Regions from separate parts of the Homo sapiens genome. Here regions 1, 3 and 4 are each linked to region 2. Evidence: read pairs that join two places in POLR2A ChIA-PET (ENCODE). Cell type or tissue: A673. All regions are shown on one strand. Links, peaks and the distances in the headings refer to the core of each region. The heading gives the core; the rest is flanking DNA. Region 1 overlaps CDC40 (cell division cycle 40). Region 2 overlaps METTL24 (methyltransferase like 24). Region 3 overlaps WASF1 (WASP family member 1). Region 4 has its middle 66 kb from the start of GPR6.

What was found. ChIA-PET counts read pairs that join two places held together with the same protein. Peaks named below come from ENCODE experiments on the same cell type or tissue, not always from the same donor. Only the 100,000 strongest peaks of a DNase experiment are listed, where the experiment ranks them.
Region 1: POLR2A ChIA-PET joins it to region 2 with 5 read pairs; 3 of 35 experiments call an interaction of 5 or more read pairs at or near these places.
Region 3: POLR2A ChIA-PET joins it to region 2 with 8 read pairs; 4 of 35 experiments call an interaction of 5 or more read pairs at or near these places.
Region 4: POLR2A ChIA-PET joins it to region 2 with 5 read pairs; 2 of 35 experiments call an interaction of 5 or more read pairs at or near these places.

The regions. Positions count from the first base shown.
Region 1 is chr6:110,197,961-110,203,838 of GRCh38, reverse strand. CDC40 (cell division cycle 40) reads right to left here. Exons shown (of 15, transcript NM_015891.3): 3 at 2,152-2,281. Among named protein-coding and RNA genes, the nearest start is that of CDC40, 20 kb to the right of the region's middle. In A673, for the core only: no CTCF peak of the experiment used is centred there; no DNase peak of the experiment used is centred there.
Region 2 is chr6:110,292,750-110,298,627 of GRCh38, reverse strand. All of the region lies in intron 4 of METTL24 (methyltransferase like 24), which reads left to right. Among named protein-coding and RNA genes, the nearest start is that of METTL24, 63 kb to the left of the region's middle. In A673, for the core only: no CTCF peak of the experiment used is centred there; DNase peaks (open chromatin) are centred at 2,177, 2,777 and 2,927; H3K4me3 peaks cover 1,522 bases; H3K27ac peaks cover 4,000 bases.
Region 3 is chr6:110,133,357-110,139,234 of GRCh38, reverse strand. The region is part of intron 3 of WASF1 (WASP family member 1); the gene reads left to right. Among named protein-coding and RNA genes, the nearest start is that of WASF1, 43 kb to the left of the region's middle. In A673, for the core only: no CTCF peak of the experiment used is centred there; no DNase peak of the experiment used is centred there.
Region 4 is chr6:110,041,767-110,047,644 of GRCh38, reverse strand. No RefSeq gene overlaps it. Among named protein-coding and RNA genes, the nearest start is that of GPR6, 66 kb to the right of the region's middle. RefSeq lists an enhancer at 3,840-3,939. In A673, for the core only: no CTCF peak of the experiment used is centred there; no DNase peak of the experiment used is centred there.

The sequences.
Region 1 (5,878 bases), core at 1,081-5,080, 95 kb after region 2:
CAGGGGAGCAGGCAGAAAACAGGACAAAATTCACACAACCACTGAGGGGCTGAGAAGTCAGGAGAAATACCATAAATGCAAGCTAAAAGCAAAACTGTAGAGTAAGTAAACGGGATGACACAGTAAATGAGACTATTTTCAGTGATAAGGACTCTACAGGTGGGCTCTATGATAAACTAACTGCATTGTAGAATATAAATCTTCCAGAAATAATTCACTGAGATTATAACAATCTTACAACTTTTAAAAATGGGAAGAAAATTAAAATAAATATTTGTATTATATTCCAGCAGTGATAGCCCAGGGTTATGAGATTGAGGTAAAACTGAATTCATGTGTCACCTCCTGTATGTCTGTTAGATAACACCACTACAAGGTATAAGAAAGGTTTGCTTCCTTGCACTTTGCAAATGAGGGAAGGTAACGGAAAGGTCTCACAGCCTTACATTTCATGTGGAAAGATTAAAAAACAAGAACAACAACAACAAAAGTTGATAGGAATCTGGTATAGGAATTACTATCAGAAGTCAGATAAGAACTTTCTATAAGAAAATTATAGGACAAACTAATAGAAGTCATATACTTGCTCAGTACCTGGGGGCAAAGAAAAAACAGACAGTGTTAAAACTAAGGTTTAAAGAGACAGTTGTTAAAGCTTAGACAAGACTGATCTTATTTACTAAGTTCACTTATTAAGTTTACTTGAACTTAATAAACTGTCTCTTTAAACCTCAGTTTAAACCTAAATCTTACTAAGTTCACTTGAACTTAATAAATAAGATCGACCTTATCTAAGATCTATCATAAAGGAGACAAACCAAAATTTTCTTAGTTTTGTAACTGGCCATTCCGTTTATTTTAGGCTGCCTAATATACTATAGCCCCAAATTCATTTTTTGTCTTTAACTCAATAGTTCAACCTGTGTCCTAGCTCTCCACTTCCTAGTGGGAGAGGCAAAAATCTCCCACTTTATTTTATTTTAGGCTGCCTAATATACTATAGGCTGCCTTTATTTTAGGCTGCCTAATATACTATAGCCCCAAATTCATTTTTTGTCTTTAACTCAATAGTTCAACCTGTGTCCTACCTCACCACTTCCTAGTGGGAGAGGCAAAAATCACCAGATACTTAAAACAAACAAACAAACAAACAAAAAAACACAACCCATTTCTGAAACCAGGTCTAAAGCCAGCTGAAGAGTTTTAAATCCTTATTCTTGTTATAAGGTAATTTAAGAAGAAAAGTAGGTATCGGTATAAACTTACTTGGACTTTTGTTTTGTTTTAAAGGAAACAAGAGAACTAAATTATTGCTTAAGGTCCTTCTAAAGTCGAAGACAATAAGTCTTTAAAAGTCTCTTATTATAGGTTAGAATATAACAAAATCATGATGTAACAGTTTATTTTTATGTGCTGCACATTACTTTAGATTTACATGGGACCCCTTATACAAGCAATGGGTATAACATATTTGTAACCATTTTATTGGACTGGAAGTGTCATAGAACTGTTTTGGGTGATTTAAGTGGTATATAGCCTTGGCTGTGATATTTGGTACATTCTAAGTCTATTACAATCTTACCATGGTGAAGTATGATCTAATACATGATAATCCTCTATACAAGCAGTTTCCACGCACATTAAATTTTTAAAATCCCACCACTGGTAGGATGTAATTATTTTACATAATGAATTTTTCGCTATTCTCTTTCCTGATACCCTTCAGTGATCAAGAGAAAGCATTTCCAAGATAAGATTTGAGAAACAGAGTAAAGTTAAATAGCCTATAATAAGATAAAAAAGTAACCTCTTAACACTATCTTTTCATTTGCCAACTTTAACAGCAACCTACATGTAATGGATATAAAATAACAAATGTCCATTACCTAGTACGACAACAAAGAGCATTCTGGTTAAGATCACAGAATATTTCCAGTACTCAGAAATCACAGTGGATTTACAATGACAGCTAAAAATATGAGTTCACCTTCCCATTTATATAAATATTTAAGGATATGTATAGGAAGGCATACTATCCTTTCTGAAGGAATCCAGTGAATTTTAAAAGCCAGAAGATAAAACAGACTAACACACACAGATCACACTTCTAATAAAGCCAAAATTGAAACTGCTTAAGTCTTATCACCTTACCATATGTTGCAAAAGTTCTCCTTTGCTGCTCAAACATGAAATCATTGATATGAGCTGGTTCGGCATATCCAGAAAGCATATTTCTAGGGGCAGCCATTTGCTGTGTCCTAAAGGGATTTTCTGGTCCAAACTGCAATGTTACAAGAAAAAAAATAAAATAAAATAAGAAAGACACAAAAGTTCTGAGTATATGGAAGTTAGAATTACTGGAATAACTGTACAAAAAAAGGGCCTATTAACCTATCTGGGAACACATTAGCCTGATACGGTTCAGTGCAGCTGGGCAATGGCTGATTAGCACCATTTGTCAGCCCCTGGGACAGAAGGAGAGGAACCCCTCTCACTCAAATCTATATGTAGCTATTTATTTCAAGAGCTCAGTAGCCCCATGTGGTTGTCAGCTACTACATTCACATTATTGCAGAAGTTCTACTTCACAGTGATGCTCTAGATAATTGAGAGTTACTATAGTTTCCCCAAACCATGATTTCGGGGATTTGGGGTGACTTTTATATCAACAGTGGTACTGTCATATAATTTTTTTTAAAAACTACATGTTTCTTTTCCACTAGTTCCTCAAAGTGGGAGACTCAGAATACTCAATATTTACCACAGTGCCTGGCATATAGAAAGTACTAATGAAGGAAAGATTAATCAGAATTCCATTGGGGGTGGAGGATAGAAAAACAGACAACAAAAATAAAGTGCTTGAAAAAGTCCCTAGGAAAAGATATTGCAAATGTCAATAAAATATCTCCACTCTGAGAAGTCACACTATGAAGAGTCACATTACTTTTCTTATACCGAATAGTGCCAAATTATTATTTGCTTATAATACTTTTGAGTTTCCAGAATGTTTTTCCAAATGCTATTTAATCCTGACAAGTTAAACAAGTATTCTCCTTCTCATGCTGCAAATGAAGAAAAAACCCCCAAAGGCAATGTATTTTACCTGCCCTAGGATCAAAAGTTTTATTAATTGGCAGAACCAGGGCTAGAACAAACAGCAGTCAAGCATTCTATTACATCATAAAGTTCCTTAAATGCACCATCAGAGCCTCTAACTTTTAAAAATTGAGTAAAAAATTACCAGAATATATTATGTCAAGTGCTATTAATTTAATACTATTATAAAAGGTACTGGGAAAATCCAACTCTTTTTTTGTTTGTTTTTAAATAAAGAATCAAATGAGCTTCCCACTTTGGAAAGGGCGAAAATAATAGGATATTTTCATCTGAACTCTGTAAGACCCACCGTCATGATGAATTATTTTGACATTAGAACATTGTAGGTCATTACCATTAGAAACCATCTCTTCTACGATACATTTCCAGAGCCACAAATAAAATTACTCATCTTCTCTTAACCAGTACATTGCATTCTCTAGATATCAACATTATACTATGTATGAAAATCTGAATTTAAATGTTAGCTGTGCCTTACATTTTTTTCTGCTTTAGAAGAAAATAAATTGCTACAACATTCCTATATATTGACAGCTTCCATTTATATGTTTAAAATGATTCAATTTTAAAATATCTGATTTATATACAAAGCTTTTATTAGTACATATTCTTAATTATAATGGATAGTGCAAGACTTTGCAGCCCATATTAGTCCTTCCTGTGCCTCCTGATGGGTGAAAAATGTCGGGGAAAAAAATCTAGATTGCTGAATGCTAGAAGTAGCAGTCAACTTCATTCAGTCATGAAATTTATTACAAAAACAGGAACAGCCATAAAATTACAGATAACAAAATGATTTAAAAGTTTCCTAGATTCTCTACCCGCTACGGTCAGCTATCATCCACAGAAGCTATCATCCACAGAGCAGCATCTGCTATTTCTGGTCAGAGGTGGGGTGGAGGGGGCATGGTGGGGAATCTAAAGTGATAAAAATCCCCATTGTTCTTAACTGTTACTCACATCACAAATAACAGATGACCAATCATTGTGCTTTAAGTAACTTTCCATTTAAAAAAAGGAGACTACAATTTCCATATTCTTATTTAATTCAGATTTTACTAAAAAAGAAAGAACAATTTTTCTACAGGCCATACATACCAAACTAGCTCCACTTTTTTTTTTTTTTTTGAGACAGGGTCTCCCTCTGTCACCCAGGCTGGAGTGCAGTGGCGCAATCTCAGCTCGCTGCAAGCTCTGCCTCCCGGGTTCACACCATTCTCCTGCCTCAGCCTCCCGAGTAGCTGGGACTACAGGTGCCCACCACCACACCCGGCTAATTTTTTGTATTTTTTGTAGAGACGGGGTTTCACTGTGTTATCCAGGATGGTCTCGATCTCCTGACCTCGTATCCGCCCGCCTCTGCCTCCCAAAGTGCTGGGATGTCTATAGGCATGAGCCACCGCGCCCCGCCACTAGCTCCACTTTTTAAAGAAAAATTATCAGTGTAAAAGAACTGTGATTTCTATACAAAGACAGATCCATATATTAAGGCTATGTATAATATAAGGTACTATACCGAAAGCAATCTAAAACTTCACATATGCCTACTACACATAAAGCAATCTAAAAATTTACATATGCCTATGTCTCACACAGATTTAAGCTGAGGCAACAAAAAAATCTTCCAGTGATACAAGGAATCAGTGGGAGGAGGATTCATCTACTGGTAGCTATTGGAGCTGACCTTAAAGACATTGAATATTAACAGAGGAAGGCAGCGAACGCTACTTAGCAGGACTCAGCTCTTCCCAATTACTCAAGATAGGTTTCTCAGCTGTTCTTGGTCCCTGTGAATATGCAACTCGCTTAGTTCTGGAACAACCATTAAAAAAATACAACAGAACACATGGAAAACACACAAATTTGATTTCCAAACACTTCAAGTTTTGGTAGTTAACTGAGTTTAAGAGTAAATTTGTGTTCACGTGATTTATAACAAGATATAAGTAAATACATAACATAAATGTGAATGTATAATATATTCAAGTTCATATGCGTATTTAACAATTTTTAGCTCAAACAATAATGAAGAACAATATAGTAAATTATAATTGCAATCTCCTTACATAAAACATACACATTTAAGTGAGAAAATGTTTGCAAACCATACATCTGGTAAGGGGTTAATATCCAAAATACACAAGGAACTCAACTCAACAGTAAGAAAATAAATAACTCAATTAAAAATTGGCAAAGGACTTGAATTTCTCAGCATTCCTCAAAAGACATATAAATAGCCAACAGGGGCCAGGTGCAGTGGCTCATGCCTGTAATCCCAGCACTTTGGGAGGTCAAGGCAGGTGGATCACTTGAGGTCAGGGGTTCAAGACCAGCCTAGCCAACATTGTGAAACCCTATCTCTATGAAAAATACAAAAAATTAGCTAGGCATGGTGGTGTGTGCCTGTAGACACCTACTCAGGAGTCTGAGGTGGGACAATCGCTTGAACTCAGGAGACGGAGGTTGTAGTGAGCTGAGATCACACCACTGCACTTCAGCCTGGGTGACAGAGCGAGACTCCTCTCAAAAAAAAAAAAAAAAAGTCAACAGGTATTTGAGAAAGTACTCAACATTACTAATCACCAGAGAAATGCAAATTAAAATCACAATATCATCTCAAACCTGTCAGAGTAGCTATTATAAAAACGATAAAGGGTAACAAGTGTTGGCAAGGATGTTCTGGAGAAAAGAGAATACTTGTATACTGTTGGTGGGAATGGAAATTAGTGCAGCCACTATGGAAAATGGTATGGAGGCTCCT
Region 2 (5,878 bases), core at 1,127-5,126:
TTTTCATTTGGCAACTGACTTACACTTTCCAGAAAGAGCAAACTACTTATGTTGACCTCAAATACAAAAAAAAAAATCGGGGTTATGTTTACTAAGATATTGCTTGTGTATCATGTTTCTCACTGTTGTGACATGTTTCTCACTATTTTGAACGTCTAGGCTCTACACAGAAAATATATATAGCTTTGATTAAGATTTACTTTATAAAATTGAATGGACATGTACATTACAAATTATATAATTATACCAAAGGATGTCAAATCTCTGCAAACATTTTATTATGAATGGACAGCAAAAAAGAAACAATCTTTGAACTGTGTTCTTTGAAAGCAATTTTTAGTGTAGTATACCCGAGCTAACTGTATTCTGTAGGCAGATACTAGAGAATTTCTCCTGAGTGCAGTTGGCTTGTGTTTGATCTTCAGCCTTTCTTGGGTTTGGCTATTTTGGCCTGTGTTCCCAGCCAGAGATGCCATGTGATTTAGAACAGGTCAGAATGGGTGTTTCTGTTTGAGAAACAGTGTGCCTGAGACTCAATTTTAAACTTGAGTTGGCTTCTTGATTTTCAGTAAGAAGCTTTTCCCTGCATTGCCGTTCCTCCTCCTCCTCCCCTCTTCCTCCCTTTTCTCTGCCTCCTTTCTTCATCTTCCTCTTCCTTGTCCCTCCTCCCCCTCTTCTTCTTCCTCCTCCTCCTCTTCATCCTTTAAACAACCTTTAGATAGCCCATGCTTCTTCAAGAACAACTTCAAAGAATTTGCTGTTCTTTTAACACGCAATTAACTATTAATTTGTATTTTGCTTTGCCACCAAGGGTAACTGGTGGCATTTAATAGTCAGGAGCCTTAGTGAGACACATATAGGATTTTTGGGTAAAATCTCAGAAGAGAACTCCTTTTTACATGCTGTTAATGTTTTTCATATGTGTGGGAAGAAGCAGAAGCATTTTTCAGAACTTTATTTAGGGTTTTGTTTTTTTCTTTTTTGCCACTCGTTACCTTTGTAGATCTGTTTTTTACAGCTGAGAATTACAGGCCTAATTCTCTAATATGTCAACTTTAGATTATTCAAAGAGTTAACTACTTATTCTTTGTGTTCAGTTAGGAGTCTTGCTGTTCCTGCTTTATGCTCTTTACATCCTAGCCCTCTCCAGCACCACTCTTCAAAGAAAAGACTGAGTAGGAGAAAAAGAGAAACTCAATGCCATTTTGCTTATTTTTTTCCCCAATAATACTGTAGCAAAAGATTTGGTAAAGGTGAGGATAAAATAAGACTTTGAAAAAGTGATCTGCGGATATAATTTATCTAATTTTAGATAACAAGGTATGTACCTGAATTGTGTTTGTTTAGCTCCATGGGAGCTGCAGTGGGCCAACTTTTATGCTAAGGATAAAGCATGAGACCTTTTGCAATGCTGCTCCTGAGATAGCAGAAATATTTACAATGATGCCTAGAAAGGAGAAATGCTTATGTTTCTAAGGTTACTTATTTTTTAAAAAAATATTTACAATGAAAGTGATCTGGCACAGAATTGCCAGGAATGCATTTGCTCCTTTTTTGTTTTAATTCCTTGTTGAAGAATTTAAAAGATATTGATATTCTTCCATAGAGATTTTTTTTTGGTGAATGCTTTAAAACAAAAACAACAAAACTAAACCCGTCAGCGAGTGATTGCTTTCCTTAGGAAAATGCTTCTAGGAGCTATGCGGGGCTAGATAAATGGAAACCTTGTTTGTGTCGTGTAGCAAGCACGATCTGTTTTCATTTTTCTGTATGTACAGACAGTGGTAAATAGGATGTGGCTGCGGCAGGGGAAGCAAATAGTAAAAAACACGCTAACAAATGTCAGCGTTTCTGCCTTCACACCTTCACTCATTTATTCTGAAAGTGAGTGTAGAAACCAAAGCGTTTTTAGCTGTTTTATTTCAGAACTTTAAAATATCTCATATAGTTTTGTAGTAATTTCCCTATTCCGCTGTTAGTTTTCCTATTCTGTATATCCATACGTAGATTCCAGCCACTCAAGAAAAAATATGGGCAAAAATGAAAGCAGTATTCTGAGATAGTGACAGAAAGATGCAAATGGCTTTTGTACTGCTTTTAAAACTCTTTGGTAATTTTAACCTCAAACTATAAATCAAAAGCCTGTTCTAAAGCATCAGGCTAGAGCAGCTGCATCAGCAAAACCATGTGGATTAGAAGCCCAGTCTGTCAGGGAGTAATATCACTTGGATCCAGCATTATGTGAAATGATTAACTGTCTACTCTTTGCAGAAGTGGTTATTGTTAACTAAGCATACAGTTTTTTCAGAATGCAACTAGAAATATTGAATCTGAAGTTTCTGCTCATATTAATCATAATGTATAGTTTTTTTCTAAAGTCTTTCTTACTTTAGACTTTGTTACATTCAGAGTATCCTCAATGATCCGAGCTAGTTAATGAGGAATTATAGCTATTATTTTTGGTCTTAACCATGCTGCTGATAACTCTGAATAACAGAGCTGCCTGAGGGTTTCTCTATGTAAGCTCATTAATCTAGGTTTGAAGCATGGTCCTCTTATTGGCTTTTGGCGTTGGGCGAGTCATTTAACCTCTCTGGCACTCAATTTGATTGTCAGTTAAATGAGGACAATGATACTTTCTAAATTGTGGGTTTTTTTTGAGAAGTAGGTCTGAGAACATAGTGTGAAAGTCTCCAGCAGAATGCCTGGTGTGAATTAGTCACTCAATTGTTTTCAGTAAACTCAAAGGGTTTTTATTAACAATTTTAGTACATTTTATAGAGAACCTTCCTTCCTTCCTTCCTTCCTTCCTTCCTTCCTTCCTTCCTTCCTTTCTTTCTTTCTTTTCTTTCCCGGGGAAAATATATCAGACATTTCTCTGGAAGTTGCTAACCACCTAGTTCCACTCAAGAGTTTTTAATGAGAGCTTTGTGTGAAACTGAAAGGCAATTGGTCCTTCAGACTTGGTTGTAGAGAACTATTGTTTGCTGCCTCCAGGCGCTGAACAGCCTTGTGGGTGATTGTATAGAAAGTAAATACTGTGCTGTATAGAAATTAAATAAACTGCTGAGAATTAATTGAGATTCATGCCACACAGAACAGATGTAGACCTTGGGGCTGGGGCCCTCTGGTCAGACGCCCTGGGGGAGCTGGCCTCCCTGCCTGTCAGCTCAGGGAACTGTGTCTTCCTTCACCTGCCCTTGTCACCACCCAGGCCAAGGCTCAGTGTCCACTTGAACCCTCACAGGACTACCAGTTTCTGCCTCCCTTGGCTGGGAGCTCGCCATTGATTCCAGAACATCAGTTTTGTTGTGTGGTCACTATGATTACATTTGAGAGAATATGGGCTTTGAAATTAAATTACACAGCTGGGGCAACATAGCACATCCCATCTCTACAAAAGATTTAAAAAATTAGCTGGGCATAAGATTTAAAAAATTAGCTGGGCATGGTGACATGTGCCTGTAGTCCCAGCTACTGGGGAGGCTGACATAGGAGGATTGACTGAGTCCAGGAGGTGGAGGCTGCAGTGAGCCATGATTGCTCCACTGTACTCCAGCTTGGGTGACAGAGCCAGACCCCTCTCTCAAAAAAAAAAAAAAAAAAAAAAAAAAGAAAGAAAGAAAAAAAGAAAAGCAATTAAAGACTCACTTTTTGTTTTTCTCTTTACTTATCAAATTGGTAAATATAAACAAGAGATTGATACTGCCCTGTATTGTAATGCTTGTTGGGAATAATACACTTTGCTGCTGGAAATGGAAAATAATATACTCTTTCAGGAAGAAAATTTGACCATGTGTATATGGTGTGTCAGTTTTTATTCCTAGAAATATTTTTTGCCTTAAATTTTGTTTTATCTGATGTTAGTTCTGCCATGCTAGCTCTCCTTTGATAAGTATTTATGTGAAATAACATTCTAGATTCTTTTATTTCCATTATTTTGATATAGTTTTAGTTTATGTATAGCTTATAAGAGCAGTGCATTCAATATATGCCTGGATTGTATTTTTAAACCCAACCTGATAATGTCTTTAAATAGGTGTGTTTAATGCTTTTATATTTATATTTATTGGGATTACTGGCATATTGGGACTAACTTCTACTCTCTTAAATTTGGCCTTTGGTTTTCTGCAGTATTCCCCCCTCTTTTTGCTAAAGCTTATATTTCTATTCTTCATGGTTACCTTTAGATTTAAAAAGTATATAATTAACTATAAAATTTTAATATATAAAATTATCCAGTATTTCTATATTCCTTCTAAACATGATAAGGATCATAAAAAGTTAACTACCCATTCAACCTGGGTGCCCACATTATTATTATCTGGAGTTTTACATATTTTTATTTTCAAAAAATTTCAAATGCCAATGTTGCTGGAATATAATGAACCGTCACATATTTTTCACTGGAATTCACCATTTGTTAATATTTTGCCACATTTGCTTTCTCTCTCTCACTCTCTCTCACCATACACTTATCTCTGCAACATAAAAAAAATAAAAAATGCAATAGAAAGCAATGGATGAGTACTTCCATAATAAATCTATCTGTGTATGTGAGTTTAATCCATTTGTATGTATTGTTTTTGCTGATATAGTTGAATTAATTGCTTCTTATTTTAGTGTATCTCAGTCCAAGAGCTGACATCATAATTAATGTGGAAACAGTGGAAATATCCTTATTAAAGTCGGGGAAAAATAAGGATTTATATCATCACCATTAAAAAAAAAAGATTAGAGCTCTTTAAAAAAAAACTGCACATTTTGAGATAGATTCACATGCACTTGTAAGAAATGATACAGAGATTCCAGATACAGAACATTTCTGGCACTTTAAGGATCATGTTTCCCTTTTATAAAAACACCTACCTTCTTCCCCTTACCTCCTTCCCTAACCCCTGGTAACCACTAATCTGTTTTCTATTTCTATAATTTTGTCATTTTTAAGAATGTTTATAAACAGAATCATACAGTGTGTAATCACCATTGTTATTTAATATAGTTCTTAAGATAACAGCTAATACAATAAGAAAAAAATTTAGGAGTATAAATTAAGAAAGAGGTAAAAATTTTATTATTTGCAGATATTATTATTATTGAAGGACATATTAATTGAAGACAATATGATGGTATACTAGAAAACTCAAGATAATCTAATGAAAAACTATCAAACAATAAGTAAATTTAATGAGTTGTCTGAGTACAGTATACAAAAAAATTTTAACTACACTTTTGTGAATAAAAACCAGTTAGAATATAAAAAGGAAGCAAAGTTTATTTACAAAAGCAACAAAAATAAAGCTAAAGATAAACTTAATGAGACATGTGCAAGGTCTACAAGAAGAAAACTTAGCCACTCAAAGACTTAAAGGAAAACTTGAACGAATTCAAAGGCATAGTACATGCTTCGATGTAAATGCTCACCATCATAATGATTAACCCTTTCTTATGTTAATCTACTGATTTAACATGTTCCAAATAAAATTGCCAATAGGATTTTTTTTTCAGAACTAAAGAAGCTGATTCTAGAGTTCATACTGAATTAACAAGCAGAAATAACCAATCAAATTCTGATAAAGGAGTAATAAAGGTGGTTTACTAACCCAATGGGATAATAAATCTTCTTATACAACTATAATAATAAAAATGGTACTATTGCATGAACAGATAAACAGATTAATGGACAGATTTTAAAACTCCAGAAATAAATCCACATACCTCCAGAGTTGATATATGATAAAGGCACTATCTCAAATCATAGAGAAAAGATGGATGTGTCAGTAAAATTATGGATATTTATTTTAAAAATGTTTTTTCAGCTTTATTTGATGCCTTTTACCAAAAAATTTAAACCAATAAAGTTTTTTTAAAGACCATA
Region 3 (5,878 bases), core at 601-4,600, 160 kb after region 2:
TGGAAGTGCCTGCTCCCACTCCCTGGTCTCTCCCCGATCCCGGCACCTGTTCCAGGGCAGAGCAAAGTTGTGGCTAAGCCCGGGTGGTGTCACAAGCTGGCCAGGTGTGTGTGTGCTCAAGGCAGTACTGACACACCAACCCCTGCCACCTTGACCCCCTCCAGACTTTGGGTGCCTATGAGCATGGGAGGAAAATGGAAGTGAGGCTGAGGGAAGCTCGGCTCAGGCCTGAAGGCATCTCTCAGCATGAACAGCCTGGGTGCCATGGACAGCATGTTGATGGTGACAGGAGGCAGACAGGCTCCTGAGTGGAAAAGGGTGGGTCCCAAGTGAAACCCCATCTTTAAGCCAGGGAAGGCCTGTAGCCTGGGGGCTGGGCTCTCAGTTCTGTGGACCACAGTGAGAACTTATGGTGTCTTTTCCAAGCCCACCCATGGCCGCCTATGGACCAATCAGCATGCTCTTCCTCCCTTCTGAGCCCATAAAAACTTCAGACTCAGCCAGATTCACACAGACATTGGGACTACTAGCTGCAGGAAGGAGCTACCCACTTTGGGTCTCCTCAACTCATTGGGACAACCTCCCTATGGAGAAGAGCTACCCACTCCTGGTCTCTTCTCTGCTGAGAGCTGGACACTCATTGGGATGATCTGCCTGTGAAAAGGGACTACCCGCTTCCGGTGTCCTGAGAGCTGTTCTGTCGCTCAGTGATGCTCCTCTTCACATGCTTCATTCTTCCCAGACGTGGGACAAGAACTCGGGACCTGCTGAATGGCAGGACTGGAAGAGCTATAACACAGAGCTGAAACATGATCCTCACTTGCCACATTGCAGGCAATGAGAAGAAGAGAAGAGAGAAGGTGAAAATAGCTGTGGCCTTTGGAGATCCCAGACCTAGGAGCTTCCTAAGCCATTGCTGTGACACTCTCTTTGGGGCTCTGCAGTTCCTGGTGTCTACAAGCTTCTGGGCACCACAGTGTTCCCTGGTTCCTGTGGTGGAAGCCACTTGTGGTATACCTAGTCCAGCCGCAGCCTCTCAGGGAGCCAACACCTGTGCCAGCACCTGGAGCTCCCTGCCCCACTGCAGCCAGCATGCTTGGCTATGCACAGTGGCCAGACCCTGTGCTTGCTTACACACCCCTTGCCACTCCGTGCCTGGCTCACCCTTGGCAGGTGTGGGATCCAGGCTGGTAGTATGAGCTGCGCAGCCTGCCAGGCTGAGTGAGCGGAACAAGCCCAGTGGCCCTGAGCAAAACTCTGGCACAGGTGCCACTGGCCACAGAGGTTTCCAGCTGGAAAAGTGACACACCCTAAGGACCCTGTGATACTTACATAGGAGGAAAACAGAAATTTAATAGGATTGCAACTTCTTTTTAATAGAAGTCTGGTTTATGAGTTACAGTAATTAGTTACAGTTTATTTTCTTTTCCACCTGGCTTTTCTTTCCTTTACAGATGTTTTTTAATTTCCTTTCTGATTTTAAAGAGTATGCTTAACATTCCATCTTATGACAGTGTGATAGCCACAAAGTCTTTGTGTGAGAAAGGTCAGAGGGAAGTTAATCCATAATGAAAATCAGCAGTGAAGAAGGAAGAGGTCTTCCCTGGGGTCCTTTCGTCATGTGCAACATTTTATAAAACAGTGTAGGTAAGGAAGGAGGCCAGTATATAATCAGAGAAACAAAGGTTACAGCTGCATAAGTTACAGCTGCCTGTCACGTGACTGAGGTCCCATAATCACATTCCTTTAAGGCGCAAAATAGAGTCCAACAGCTTAGATTTTGAATTACCTGTTTTCATAAGTCTAACCAAGTGAGAGAGGACTATGGTTTGAATTAAAGTAGTAGCAGTTAGAATAGAAAAGGATTATCAGAATATGAGAGATGTTAATTTAGAATTAATAAGGCTTGATCCTCTATTGGATATAGAGAAGAGATTGCAGTGGTATGGCAGAATTGAAGATGATGCCTAGATTTGAAGGGGAAAATATAAGGAATTCAGTTTTGAATGTTTTGAATTTAATAGGTTTTATGGAACCTCCAAGTAAAAATTTCTAGAAGTCAGTTGCATATGCATAGCTGCAGCTTTAGGAGAGAGATATGAACTGGAATTAAGAAATTTTGAGTTATTCAGCAGATACATATTTAACATTTCTTATGTGCCAAGCATGTACCAGGCACCAAGGATACTGTAAAACACATGAAACCTGCTTTATGACTAATAAAGGAGACAGAAATCAATCATGAAGATACATAATTACAAACTGAGACAAGTGTCATAAGGAAAAATTAGAGGTTGATGTGAGAAAATTTTAACAGGAGGACCACATCTCATTGAGACTGGGGGATCAGGGAATGTTATCATTGGAGCTAAAATTTGAAGAACAAGTAGGAGTAGGGCAAGTAGAATATCTTGGGCAGAAAGAACGTTAGCATTATACCAATAAAAGTAGTCAGATATTAACAAACTAAGTTAAAGAAAAATAAAGCAAAAGGCAGCAGCTAACTGTATTCTGTGAAGAGACATGTTTAAAACAAAGATAGGAGAAGGTTGAAAGGAAAAGCTCTATCATGCAAACACAACCAAAAGAGCTGGTACGGCTACAAAAATTAGACTTTTAAGCAAAAACCATATTATTAGAGATAGAGGAAACTTAATAATGGTAAATATACCTAATAACATAGTCTTGAAATATATAAATCATATGGAGAATTTAACAACTGTATAGTCTTAGTGGGCAGTCTTAACATGTCTCTCTGATAGACCAGTAGACAAAACTCAGTAAAGCTATAGAAGATGTAGGTACATTAGCAGATGTAACTAATGGACATACGTAGACCACTGCAACCACCAATAACAAAATGTATATTCTTTTTCAGTATCCCTGGAATGTTTACAAAAATTGACTATTTTGGACAATAAAGTGTAAATACATTTTAAAAGGATGAAGTGATACAAAGTGTATTTTCTGACCACAATGTCCTTATTCTAGAAATTAATACAAAAACAAAAAACTTTTCAAGGACATTACATTAAGATAACGGACCATTTTGGCTGGGCGCAGTGGCTCATGCCTGTAGTCCCAGCACTTTGGGAGGCTGAGGCGGGCAGATCACGAGGTCAGGAGATCGAGACCATCCTGGCTAACACAGTGAAGCCCCGTCTCTACTAAAAATACAAAAAAATTAGCTGGGCATGGTGGCAGGTGCCTGTAGTCCCAGCTACTCGGGAGGCTGAGGCAGAAGAATGGCATGAACCCGGGAGGCGGAGCTTGCAGTGAGTTGAGATTGCGCCACTGCACTCTAGCCTGGGCGACAGAGCGAGACTCCATCTCAAAAAAAAAAAAAAAAAAAAAAAAAGATAATGGACTGTTTTCTCTCATGGATGTAAATGCAAAAAACTAATTATATTAACAAACCAAAACTACACTTGATCTTAGCCAAAAGGCCAAAAAGTAATGACAAACCCAAACTAAATCCAGTAATTGGTAAAAAAAAAAAAAAAAAAAAAAAAAGATAATCTTCCTATTTTGAGGTCAGCTGATTAGAAATCTTAACTCCATTGACTACCTTAATTCTAAGCCCTTTGCCATATAATGTAACATATTCATAGATTCAGGAGAATAAGATCATGGGTAGCTTTAGGAGACCATTATTCTCCCTACCACATACATCTCATACAATTAGATTAATTCCAAGGGTGCAGGGTTGTTTACCAACAAAAAAACCCCACAGTCAATATAATTCACCACACTAACAGAGTAAGAGTAACATGATGATAAATGTAGGAAAAACATTTGATAGCATGATTTTTTTAAAATCTTGGGCAGGTAGTAATAGGAACTTTGTTAGTCCTAGCCAGAGCAATCCAACGAAAAAGAAAGGGCATCCAGATCAGTAAAGAGGAAGTCATACTGTCGCTGTTCACCAATGAAATGATCATATACCTAGAAAACCCTGAAGACTCATCCAAAAAGCTAGAACTGATAAATGAATTCAGTAAAGTTTCAGGATACAAAATTAATATACACAAATAAGTAGCACTGCTATACACCAATAGTGACCAAGCTGAGAATCAAATCCAGAACTCAAACCCTTTTATAATAGCTGCAACAAATAAAATAAAATACTTAGAAATATACCTAACCAAGGAGGTGGAAGACCTCTACAAGGAAAACTACAAAACACTGCTGAAAGAAATTATAGAAAACACAAACAAAATGGAAACACATCACATGCTCATGGGTGGGTAGAATCAGTATTGTGAAAATGACCATACTGCCAAAAGCAATCTACAAAATGCAATTTCCATCAAAATACCACTGTCATTCTTCACAGAACTAGAAAAAAAACTCCCAAAATTCATATGGAACCAAAAAAGGGCCTGCATAGCTAAAGCAAGACTAAGCAAAAAGAACAAATCTGGAGACATCACATTACCTGACTTCAAACTATACTATAAGGGCATACTAACCAAAACAACATGGTACTGGTATAAAAATAGGCACATAGGCCGGGTGCGGTGGCTCACACCTGTAATCCCTGCACTTTGGGAGGCCGAGGCAGGCAGATCACCTGAGGTCAGGAGTTTGAGACCAGCCTGAACAACATAGTGAAACCCTGTCTCTACTAAAAATAAAAAAAATTAGCCAGGCGTGGTGGTGGGCACCTGTAATCCTAGCTACTCAGGAGGCTGAGGCAGGAGAATCACTTGAACCCAGGAGGCAGAGGTTGCAGTGAGCTGAGATCGTGCCACCGCACTCCAGTCTGGGCAACAAGAGCGAAACTCCATCTCCAAAAAAGAAAAAAAAAAAGGGCACATAGAACAATGGAACAGAATAGAGAACCCAGAAATAAAGTCAGATACTTACAGCCAATTGATGTTCAACAAAACAAATGAAAACATAAAGTGGGGAAAGGACACTCTGTTCAACAAATATTGCTGCGATAATCGGCAAGCCACATGTAGAAGAATGAAACTGGATCCTCATCTCTCACCTTATAAAAAGATCAACCCAAGGCCAAGCATGGTGGCATACACCTGTAATCCCAGCACTTCGGGAGGCTGAGGTGGGTGGATCACCTGAAGTCAGGAGTTCGAGACCCAGCCTGACCAACATAGTGAAACCCCATCTCTACTAAAAATACAAAATTAGCTGGGCGTGGTGGAGGTTGCAGTGAGCTTAGATCATGCCACTGCTCTCCACCTTGGGCAACAGAGCGAGATTCTGTCTCAAAAAAATAAAAACAAGACAAAATTCTAGAAGATAACATCGGAAAAACCCTTCTAGACATTGGCTTAGGCAAACAGTTCCTGACCAAGAACCCAAAAACAAATGCAACAAAAACAAAGATAAATATATAAGACTTAATTAAACTAAAAAGCTTCTACACAGCAGCAAAGTAAACAGACAACCCACAGAATAGGAGAAAATCTTCACACTCTGTACATCTGACAATGGATTAATATTCAGAATCTACAATGAACTCAAATATCAGAAAAAAAAATCCCATCAGAAAGTAGTCTAAGGACATGAATAAACAATTTTCCAAAGAAGATATACGAGTGGCCAAAAAACATGAGAAAATGGTCACCATCACTAATAATCAGGGAAATGCAAATCAAAACCACAATACCACCTTGCTCCTGCAAGAATGGCCATAATAAAAAAAATCAAAAAACAATAGCTGCTGTTATGGATGTGTTGAAAAAGGAGCACTTTCACACTGCTAGTGGGAATGTAAACTAGTACAAACACTATGGAGAACAGTGTGGAGATTCCTTAAAGAACTAAAAGTAGATCTACCATTTGATCCAGCGGTCCCACTATTGGATATCTACCCAGAAGAAAAGAAGGCATTATATAAAAAAGATACTAT
Region 4 (5,878 bases), core at 708-4,707, 250 kb after region 2:
ATCTGGACCTGGGCTCCAAGGCCTTGCTACCAGAAGAGACAGGGGATTTTTAAAGGCATAAACATGTATTTCTTTCTTCCAATATATTTTTTTTTACTATAAGTTTTAGGGTACATGTGCACAACATGCAGGTTAGTTATATATGTATACATGTGCCATGTTGGTGTGCTGCACCCATTAACTTGTCATTTAACATTAGGTATATCTCCTAATGCTATCCCTCCCCACTCCCCCCACCTCACAACAGGGCCCAGTGTGTGATGCTCCCCTTCCTGTGTCCATGTGTTCTCATTGTTCAATTCCCACCTATGGGTGAGAACATGTGGTGTTTGGTTTTTTGTCCTTGCAATAGTTTGCTGAGAATGATGGTTTCCAGCTTCATCCATGTCCCTACAAAGGACATGAGCTCATCATTTTTTATGGCTGCATAGTATTCCATGGTCTATATGTGCCACATTTTCTTAATTCAGTGTATCATTGTTGGACATTTGGGTTGGTTCCAAGTCTTTGCTATTGTGAATAGTGCCGCTATAAACATACGTGTACATGTGTCTTTATAGCAGCATGATTTATAATCCTTTGGGTATATGCCCAGTAATGGGATTGCTGGGTCAAATGGTATTTCTAGTTCAAGATCCCTGAGGAATTGCCACACCGACTTCCACAATGGTTAGACTAGTTTACACTCCCACCAACAGTGTAAAAGTGTTCCTATTTCTCCACATCCTCTCCAGCACCTGTTGTTTCCTGACTTTTTAATGATCAGTATTCTAACTGGTGTGAGATGGTATCTCACTGTGGTTTTGATTTGCATTTCTCTGATGGCCAGTGATGATGAGCATTTTTTCATGTGTCTTTTGGCTGCATAAATGTCTTCTTTTGAGAAGTGTCTGTTCATATCCTTTGTCCACTTTGTGATGGGGTTATTTGTTTTTATCTTGTAAATTTGTTTGAGTTCATTGTCGATTCTGGATATTAGCCCTTTGTCAGATGAGTAGATTGCAAAAATTTTCTCTCACTCTGTAGGTTGCCTGTTCGCTCTGATGGTAGTTTCTTTTGCTATGCAGAAGCTCTTTGGTTTCATTAGATCCCATTTGTCAATTTTGGCTTTTGTTGCCATTGCTTTTGGTGTTTTAGACATGAAGTCCTTGCCCATGCCTATGTCCTGAATGGTATTGCCTAGGTTTTCTTCTAGGGTTTTTATGGTTTTAGGTCTAACCTTTAAGTCTTTAATCCATCTTGAATTAATTTTTGTATAAGGTGTAAGGAAGGGATCCAGTTTCAGCTTTCTACATATGGCTAGCCAGTTTTCCCAGCACCATTTATTAAATAGGGAATCGTTTCCCCATTTCTTGTTTTTGTCAGGTTTGTCGAAGATCAGATGGTTGTAGATATGCGGCATTATTTCTGAGGGCTCTATTCTGTTCCATTGGTCTATATCTCTATTTTGGTACCAGTACCATGCTGTTTTGGTTACTGTAGCCTTGTAGTATAGTTTGAAGTCTGAATCTTCCAATAATTTTTAAGAGTAGTTACTAAATAATGTAGTGAACATTTAAAGAAATAAACAGAGGGCAGGGTGAGACATTTGTCATGTTCAGCCTTCCTTGGGGACCTTGTCGTGGCTCAGGAGGCACAATGGGAACCGGGAGAACCCTGTCAAAATCCCAGCCTCAGCCACCACCAGTGCATGCTCCCAGCTGTCCTCCTAATAGACACAAGCATGTTGTTGACTTGATTTTTTTGGTTGATGCCTCATTTCCCCAAATATAAAATAATTTGAAAAGAAAGGAAGAAAATGAAAGTCAAGGAAAAATGGCTGCCAAAGCAGACTCAAAATTAAAACCATTCATACCTTTCCTGAGGCTTGGGTGAGCCGGTGGAGAGATTTGTTCCGGAGATATGAGTCTTCCCCTCCTCTAATTGAGGTCAGGGGAAGTTTCTGTCCTCCCATATATCCCTGCAGTGGGACAGGATTCCCCATGACCACCAGAGACCCCCCAGCCCCACCTTACCAGAAACAATGACAAAGTTCGCTTGACATTGGATCTCTCCTTCCTTTTGAGGTCCGAACTACCAAATTGCAGAAATTAGTGTGCATTATTCATCTGCAAGTGAGAATGTTTCCTTTAACCGTGTTAAAGGAAATGAAAGGTTCTATTACTTATGAACCCAGCGCTTGTCAGTGCTAAATTGCCTTTCTTATATATAAAAGCTCTCTGGGATTGCAGAAGGCAGAATGCCATTGCTGTTGTTAGTTACATGGTTGACTTCTTTCTGATGGGTCTAAATTGTTACCTTAGTGACTTCCTGCCATGCTGCATCCAAGTTTTGTGGGGCCTGAAGCTTATATAATTTTGGAGGCTTTCTTAAAACAAAAATACACATTAAAATTCTAGGTATAAAAGCATTTATTTAGAATGAGAAAAGAAGTCACAATGAATCAGAAATTCCACAAATATCAAATTCAAACAACATACTATTTTTATTAATTAACTCTTTGAAACACCCTTATAACACTATATTAACACTTTATTCCCTTCATTCATTCCCCATCTTTTTTTTTTCTTCCATACTCTTCAATCGCCTCTTCACATGACAACTTTGTGATTCCTTTTTTTTTTTTACGGAGAGAAGAGAAAGATAATTCACTTTTCCTCAAACATGGTGGAAAACATTTCTTTATTCTATTTTACCAAAGTTTCTTCCTGCTGTTTATTGGCAGTGTTATGTACATTTTCAGATTTGTTGTCAAATGTTTGAAGCCTAGTGTCAGGTTTCTCATGTGAGCTGTGAGAACTGGATGAATATTCCACAGACTCGCTTCTGGCTCCATCCATTCCAAATTCTGCCTCTCCCTCACTGTTGCTGCACAGCCCCTGGCCTTGCACCTCTGGGGCAAGAAGGCGGTGAGACTTCCTGAAGCCATTCCTCACAACAGCTAGCAATTACTTAACACATAGAAGTAACTGTGGACCATATAAAATATCCCAAGAAATCCCAATTAAATGTTTCCTGTATTTAATTCCCCTTAACCAGATGCTCAGAACATCCTCTGTCACTCTACAAAAGGCGCTGTGTGATGGAGGGGACACCAGGAGGGAAAGAGTCTTCACTGGCTGAGGTTAAGATAGCTTAAATCTATACAGTTTACAAAGACACATGACATAGGAACACATTGCTGGGGCCCTTCCCAGATCCTTGAAGTGAGGTACTAAAGCTTCATTCGCTTCAGGGTTAATCCTTCTCTGCTTGCTACTGGGTCTGCAGAAGTGAAGTGGGGTCTTCCTGTCATACTCTGTGGTTAACATCTGTGCTGGAGACACATGTGGGCATGGACAGGCCTGTGCATGCCTGCCCCGCCCCTGCCCGGGCACCAGGAAAGCTCTCAGCTCAGCTTGGGCAGCAGGGCAGGGAAGGCCTTTCAATCCCCACCTACTTTGCTGAGATACAGGAAACTCAGGCCCTCGATTTCCTGGCATCAAAACAGCTCAGGCATGGTGGCTCGCACCTGTAATCCCAGCACTTTGGGAGGCCGAGTTGGGGGGATCAAGAGGTCAGGAGATCGAGACCATCCTGGCCAACATGGTGAAACCCCGTCTCTACTGAAAAAAAAAAAAAAAAAAAATTAGCTGTAATCCCAGCTACTCGGGAGGCTGAGGTAGGAGAATCACTTGAACCTGGGAGGTGGAGGTTGCAGTGAGCTAAGATCGTGCCACTGCACTCCAGCCTGGGTGACAGAGCCAGGCTCTGTCTCAAAACAACAAAACAAAACAAAAACAACAACAAAAAAACGGAAGTGGCTGTTTCCTCAGTCTGGTGATTTCTGCCCCAGGGAGAAGCAAGGCACACTTGGTTTCTCTTATGGCCCAAAGGAAGTGTGTGGGGGAGAAGGGGAGCTGGGGCGGGGGTGCTGGCCTAATGTCCTGTGTGGACTAGGGTTACAGCAGCCCGGTTTGAAGCCTCTGGTCGTGGGAATGGCTTCTTGGGAGAGCTCCACGTGTCAGGAAATTAGTTATCAGATGTAGAGGTAATAATAGGACATGCCTGGCAATGTTTGAGGGCACTGAGAAGGCAATGAGACAGAAGGTGGTTTTTTTTTTTTTTTTTTTTTTTTTGCTTGTCTCTGCCAAGCCAAAAATGTAGGCCATCATGAACAGTCTGGTTTATAGAGAAACTAGGGGTCAGGGGGTGAAAAGGAGACATTCTGTTTGGGGGCTTAGTTTTCATTTTTGCATTTTTTGTGGGGCTACAGATTTGCCATTGGAGGTGCAGGTTCAGGCCAGTTGGTCTGTAAAAGTCCCTTCCTGGATAACTTTCTATAATTATTGTCTTTGGCTTAAAGCACAGGCTGTTACCAGATGGAAGGTCTTGACTGTGAGTTGTGCAGGTTCTTGGTGTGTTGAACCCAACACACAAACAAAGCAACAAAAGAATGAAACAACAAAAGACAAAGCAACAAAAGAACTAAGCAACGAAAACACAGATTTATTGAAGTGAAAGTACGTTCCACAGAGTGGGAGCAGGCTCGAGCAAGCAGCTCAAGAGCCCCCTGATTTAGGGTTTTTATTAGGCTAAAAGAATTTGGTAACACCCCTAGGTGCCCTTTGGAGGCCTCCAATTGGTTATTCCCTATGAAGGATTGGCCTGAGACCAATCAGAGGCTGAAGCGGAGACCTCTGTCTTGTTATCAGAGGAGCCACGATGTGGGCTGTATGCTACCTAATCCTGCCTAGAACTATCTGTACCTGTTGTTCTTTTGCTTAAGCCTTAACCCTTGGTTACCTTCAATTCCTATTCCCGTGCCTCAAGGCCCCACGATACGGCAGCTGCCCTTGGAAGGGGTCACACACTACGCTGTGATGACCACACCACAGTGAGAATTTGTTCACTAGCTAATTCCACAGACTTGGTGTCTGGGAATATCAAGAAGGGGACCAGCCTTGTACAGGGTTAGGGGGAGAATGTGGGAGGGTCCAGGGCTCTGTCCTCTCACTCCCTCCTGTTTTTCCTTCAGGGTGAGGGGCCCTAAGCAGTCTGTGAGTAGCAAGAAGGTCCTGGTGTCAGAAGTGAGGGGGAACAAAAATCGGGGGAGATGGAGGTGACAGAGTGTCAGAGGGACATTTCAGTTGCTTCATGGACCAGTACCACTTTGTGAGAAACAAATCACTATATATTCTATGTAAAAATTATTACCCTAAACAGGATAAACTTTTGACTCCCCTTTTGTTCATTTGGATTAAGTGGTATAATACTTAATTTTGGCATTTGACTCAAGATTATGTAACCTAGCTACTTCAGGATGGCCTTAGAATATTTTTCTGGTAATTTGTTCCATTTTCTGACTCCTCCTTGCAAACAAAATGATAGTGACCCTTTATCCTGATTTTTTTCTTCTTTTTGGTTTATGCCTATTCTAATTAAATGTGTATACATAAAGTTAAAAAAAAAACCTGGAATCTAATCTGGAATCTCTCGGAGAACAAAGTCTTCTGTTCCTAGAAGCCCTGCTGGGGAAGAAAGGAAGTGATGTGGTTCAGGGTTGGTACCAAAGTGACCATGTTCTCGGACTGCCCAGGGTCCAGGCGATCCCAAGTGGTAGCAGTAATGACACCGACCATTCAGTCCCCCACACTCACCTCTTTATCTCCTCTCCCTCCTAGTCTCCTCTCACCTCTGTCTCTCTTTCCTTTCTCAAATATCGATTGAGTCCCAGTTACTCTCCCTTGTACTGAAGTGACACAGAAGTGGACAAACACAGACCAAGTCCCCAACCAATCACTAATAGGTTAGACATTGTCCTAGGTGTTTATGTCGAATGTTCCTAACAACTCAGAAAATTGGGTTTATTATTCCCATTTTACCTACATGTAATTAA